2 separate regions of the Homo sapiens genome follow, and region 1 is linked to region 2. A link is a loop called in an ENCODE intact Hi-C map of the cell type or tissue named here. Cell type or tissue: mammary epithelial cell. All regions are shown on one strand. Links, peaks and the distances in the headings refer to the core of each region. The heading gives the core; the rest is flanking DNA. Region 1 overlaps COL4A6 (collagen type IV alpha 6 chain). Region 2 overlaps COL4A6 (collagen type IV alpha 6 chain).

Region 1 (2,928 bases), core at 180-2,679, 83 kb before region 2:
GTAAGTATCTGCTTAACCATTTTGTGCTTCAGTATCTGCTTGGCCATTTTGAACCACAATGTCAGCTAATTAGCCTTTTCAAAAAGGTACATTTTTGTCTAATTGGTAGTTTCTACCAGACTTCAATGGAATTCCTTTGCTTGGTATCAGCTATAGAAAGATGTGTTTGCACTGAGGGTGGACAACACTACAGCAAGGACCTACATGTGTAGGCAGAGACTGATCTAACTAATCAGTAAAAACTGCAAATGAGCATCAGTTCCATACAATGTCTTTGTGATATGATTACATCAGTATACCTACTTCTCCATATGTGTTTTTTTTTTTTTCAGGGAGTTAGATGGCTCCTCTCTGCTTGTTCTTTTTGCCTAATATTTTTGTTGTCCTGAATATCTTCCATTAATTGAATGTCATGTTTTTATTGCTTACTTGAATGCATACAGCATTCAAGGGCTGTGGCAGATGAAAAAGAAATAGAATGTGCTGGTCTAAATCACCTAGTAATTTAATGACTAGTTTGAGAAACAAGACATAAAAAGAGATAAACAAAAGTGCACGCCTGACTATATTTAAGCAATAAATGATAAAGACATTAACAATTGTTGATTGTTAAGTGAGTAACCCACTTTTGGAGAGGATGAGGAAGGCCTCAAAGAACAGATCATCACCATCATAGCTAATTCATAATTTCTATGTAGAATAGGCTTAGGGTATAGCAATCTGAGTAGAAGGAAGGGTTGAGGGACTTGTCCTGAAACTGCATTTACATTAACAAACATACTGTTCTTATGTAGATTATATGCTTATTTATAATGGATCTTGAAGAATACTTAGGGCCTGGCTTAGTGAAGGAGAGAAAATCTTCTTGGTTGAAGAGTCCCAATCTACTGTGTGTATAACTGAATTTGTGGAAGATACGATGTGTAAGACAAGGTTTCTGTTCTCAATAATGTTGTAACCTGCATGGAGAGGCACCATATACATGAATAGAAAGTCATTACAAATAGAAATAATTTTGAGATAAATGTCATTTGCAAGTGCTAAGTGATCAAAGGAGAAAGAGAGGTCAGCATTTGCCTTGGTGGTCAGGGAAGCCTTCCTGGGTCAGGTGAAACTTTGAGCTAGGCCTTGAAAGAGACATAGAAATCGAACAGGCAGAGAAAGGGAGCTCATGTCAAATTACATTGATTGTCTTCCCTGACTTCACAGTCAGCACTGAATGAACTCTCTTCCTGTGACTCACCTTCTGAATGACATCATTTTATAAATCTTAGGTGCATCATGACTTGCGTTACTTTTGAATTGGAAGTGTTATCTCCCCAACAGCCTGTGGAATGATTATTTAGCACTGGCAGGTAGTGCTGCATCATACCTTTCTGTTCTGAAAGAGTTAACAGAGCTTCTATAGGTATCCAACCAGAAGTTCAGGCACTGGACCTAGACTTTAGATAACAGAAATGCCTTTGTGCTGGAGTACACTTAATGAGAGAGAGCACCTCTGTCCCGACACATTTGATGAATTCACTCAATTTGGGAAAACCCAGACCAGCGCACAGACACTAAGATGAGAAAAGAAAAGGTTTCGTTCACCTTCTTCATTCCAAGGTTGTGAATTCATTCTTGGGAGGCCTTGAAAAGGGAGGGTGGAAAGAGTAGGAGGAGGAGTGGAGGTGGGGGATACGGAGTTTCTGACCTGAATTCCACAACAGAGGAATGTGTGAACAGCAAGAGACACAGGTACAGGCTAGTGCTCTCACATACCTGAGGAAAACAGATTTTACCCAACTTCCACTCTGTCCACTCTGCAGACAGTTGACAGTGTGGTAAAGAGAATTAATAATTCTATATAATTATTTTATTTAATAACTTATTTTTATTTACTAATTTTATTTGTTATTATTTATTAATATGTTTTATTTCCCAGAGTTTAGGGAGGGTACCGTGAAAAAGGAGAGAGAATTAACATTTTAAAACACTTAAACACAAAAAAGAAATTGGCTGTAGAATGTCCAAAGTGAACAGTTTAATGCTGTTTAAAGCGGTCCTGGATCAGCCATGTTTAAATGAGGTATATGAAGAACAAAAATCATGCTTGTTCTGATTCGTCATAAAACTACAAGGTGGTTAACTGGGAGAGAAAATGACGTCAGCCCCTCTTATTATGAAGCCCTTTGGGAAAGCTAGTTAGATGTATTTTTTACTATCTTTGTGAGAGACCCTTGGGACAGAAGTTAGTTTCAGAAAATGCAAAACATCCACAGGGACAATCATAGTACATTTGTTCACATTGCCATGCAAACTGTAAAGGCAAATATAAACTATAATTCAGGGCACATAGAAAAGTTAAGGAAACATGGGAAGTTGATTCTCCTGCTTAATAAGACTGACAGGATAAACCAAAGTCAAATCATTTATATTTTATAAGCTGTAATGTTTTCTAGATATTGGGTTAAGGAAAAACATGAGATACCTGCAGTTATTGCATCAACTCATTGTAATTTTTGCTTATAGTTCTTTTCTTTTGAGATTGATAAATATTATCTGTGGAGATTTTTCTTCTCACCTAAAGAAAGTTCCTTTGGCTGATGGGGCACATTTCACGGTATACACAGGATCTGCTGTCATAGAGAATAGCCCTATAAACCCTCAAACTGATAAGTTATTTCAACTTTCAACTGTGAGTCAGAATCTGATGCTCCAGAGGTAGCATGTGGAAGATCACACAGTAACACATGTTTAGCTTTTGATGAAGAGCTTTATAAACTTTGCTAGGAAAAGGTACTCTTGCCCTTGATCTTTCAGTAGTGCATTGAGTGACAAAGACAAGCAATAGTAAATTGGTTGGGGTGGAGTGGAATGGTGATGACATTAATATAAAAACAAACTTCACTGAATACTATGTAAGTATACCATCCTAGAGAAAGTGGT
Region 2 (2,928 bases), core at 130-2,629:
AGACTCTCCCATAACAACATGAGACACTTACCCAGTGAATGGGACTTAGGGAGTATTGTGGTTCACCGAAGCTGAAGTGGTCATGGAAAATATAGAACTTGAATTTGGCCTTGAGAGGTACGGAACAGTAGGAAGAATATTGCATTATGTTCAGAAGTGTTAGAATCCACTTGTTAACAGTGTGACCCAAGCCAAAATAATCTTCTTCAGTGTTATCATCTGTAAAATGGGTGATTTGGATTAGACCAATACTTCTTAACAAAAGTACACCCCAGGAGGTATTTTGGAACTTGTGAGGCCATTTGTGATTGTCAAAATGATCAGGGAGTCAGGGACACTTACTAGGTGGCTGCCAGGAATGACAGGTGTTCTGAATACTATGCATCCTGAAGGATAGAGAAGACCTCTGGATATTCATGGAGATGAAAACTGTTTATAATTATTTAAGTCTAGAACATAACCACATTTTACATATTGAAATGAAGTTTTTCATGGTTTTCTTGTTACAAATAAAACTGCCCAGTAAATAAAGGGAAGATTGTACTTCCTGCCCCCCACCCACGATCATCACCATGAGTTGTTTATCATTTGAGAGAATCACTGCACTTACTAATAGCAACTGCATTCATGATACTTGAATCATCAATACTACATCCCAGTGTCATTCTGTGTCAGCAGCCTGTTACATTCATAATAATTCTCTATAGAGCTGTTGGCCTCTGACTACCACTTCATGACATCTTCTAATATAGCCATGTATGAGCTTTTATATATTGAAATACATATCTTTTTAATATAAATTACTTTTCTTCTTTTTTTTTCTTTGCAATACAGTTAGGGCATAATATGTGCTTTTAAAATTTTTGCTTAATTAGGAGATATACCTAATGCTAAATGACGAGTTAATGGGTGCAGCACACCAACATGGCACATGTATACATATGTAACAAACCTGCACGTTGTGCACATGTACCCTAAAACTTAAAGTATAATAATAATAAGATTTAAAAAAATTTTTTTGCTTACATTTTTATTATAACTTATTCCTATGAATTTATTTTTAGGATAGCAAGGGAGAGTAATAATTATAATAAAAATAATAAAGTACTGCTCGGATAGAGTTAAGAACCACTGTATTAGATGATCTCCCAAAGCCTTTCCAGTTTTAATTTTCTTGGGTATAAGATGGGCTTGATCTTGAGAGAAAAGGGAGAGCATTCCAAGGTGGAAATGACACCAGCCACATGGCCTGGTCAAGCAGGGGGTGGAGTGTCCCCAGACAAGCCAGGATAAGGCAGAGGCTTCTCAGGTCTAGTCTGGTCATGTTCCCTGGAAGCCTGCCTTCACTCCTCCCACCTCACTGTAATTGAAGACTCCTGGGGAAACTGCCAGGGCTGGCATTACAGGAAATTGCCTTGTGGCCAACAGGGCTTCTCTGGTTACTTTCCTCAGTGACAAAGGACAGTGATGATTTCCTGTTAGCTGAGTGTCTTTGCCTCCTTGTTCTGGCGAGTTCCTAAGAAACCTTAGCTTCTGATTCTTATGGTTTTGTTCAGCTCCTGCTATTGTTTTTTTTTTCCCTGTCTTATCCAGTTCCCTTGCTTCCAGCCTCTTTGCTCCATGCTTGAGGGGTCTGGAAATTTTTCATCTACTATAGACCAATTTTATGGAACACTCAAACAGACATTGTTTGGAAGTAGGCCATAGCTCCAAATAGATGCCATTTCAACTTTGGCAACACCTGTCAAGTTCTCTTCCTTGAAGGGGATGACTTTTATCACTTAATATTATGTATTATTTTGTATTCTTAATAATTATATGTGCTTGTTGAAGACTGCTTAGAAAACACAGAAATGTATGGAGAAGGAAATACAAATTATCCATAATACCAAGAAATATAGTACTCAACATTAGACAAGGGTGTAAGCATAGGTGAAGATAAAATTCAATGCTGCTCTCTCAGTTCTCTCTTGTATTCCAGCCCCTAGCTTCCTCCTGCCAGAGTACCTCTTGATCTCACCCTTATTAAAACTTGCCTGTCCTATATTCCATAAAATGGAAGGTAAACTGGAAAGTGTGCAATAACACTTACCATGTCAAGGGCTTATAAGAGAGATAAAATATAACGTATAAGGAAGGTGTTTGGAATCTAAAATAGTAATATTTTGTCATAGCTTTGCCATCTTTACCTTATTACCAAGGTGTTGTGATGATAAAGTGTTGTGGGAATGTCTAAAGAGATAAGAGACCATCTGAGAAATTCACAGTGCTCTCTAGGAATTAGGAAAAGGCACACAGTACACAGAGGCAAGAATGATTAAGTGTGAGGTCAGCTCATAAATATGCCTTTCTCTTTGGAAAAAACATCCAACATTAAACAAAAAAGTTGGATGGTACTAAATCCATCCCAGAGATAAAGTTCTTGTTACAGATAACAGTTAGAATTTATGTTTTCCTTTTTTCCCAAGGTGGATATGGTCAGAATGGCAGTTTTTCTCATTGTTGAGTCCTTGTATTGAGGTTCTGGTAGACAAAGGACTTAGAAAACACTAAGGCTTAAGGGTTAAGGTCAAGACTTTGGAGTTAGTCAGACCCGAGTTCAAATCCTAACTCCATTAATATAGTCACCAAAAATTCCTTGAGTGTCATCCATGGTTTCAGACATTGGAGATGCAGTGTTGGACAAAACAATGAAGTCCCTACTTACATGAAGCTTACATTCTAGTAGGAGTAAAGAGAATGTCTAACGATGAAAAGGTAATGAAATGATATGATTGGAAGTAACAGGAGACTCAGCAATGGCCTCTCTGAGAATGGACAATTGAACTGAGACCTGAGTGATGAAAAGAGGCCAGGATTTTTAAAAAATATCTAGGAGAAGAACATTGCAGAAAAAAGTAACAGCGAGGGCAGAGGCCCTGAGGCAGG

The links. Peaks named below come from ENCODE experiments on the same cell type or tissue, not always from the same donor. Only the 100,000 strongest peaks of a DNase experiment are listed, where the experiment ranks them.
Region 1: a loop joins it to region 2, with 11 times the contacts of the local background. A loop is called at or near these places in 9 of 110 quality-filtered maps.

Annotation. Positions count from the first base shown.
Region 1 is chrX:108,395,045-108,397,972 of GRCh38, reverse strand. The region is part of intron 2 of COL4A6 (collagen type IV alpha 6 chain); the gene reads left to right. Among named protein-coding and RNA genes, the nearest start is that of COL4A6, 42 kb to the left of the region's middle. In mammary epithelial cell, for the core only: no CTCF peak of the experiment used is centred there; DNase peaks (open chromatin) are centred at 1,352 and 1,572; H3K4me3 peaks cover 368 bases; H3K27ac peaks cover 2,500 bases.
Region 2 is chrX:108,311,580-108,314,507 of GRCh38, reverse strand. All of the region lies in intron 2 of COL4A6 (collagen type IV alpha 6 chain), which reads left to right. Among named protein-coding and RNA genes, the nearest start is that of COL4A6, 130 kb to the left of the region's middle. In mammary epithelial cell, for the core only: no CTCF peak of the experiment used is centred there; DNase peaks (open chromatin) are centred at 637 and 1,347; H3K27ac peaks cover 2,176 bases.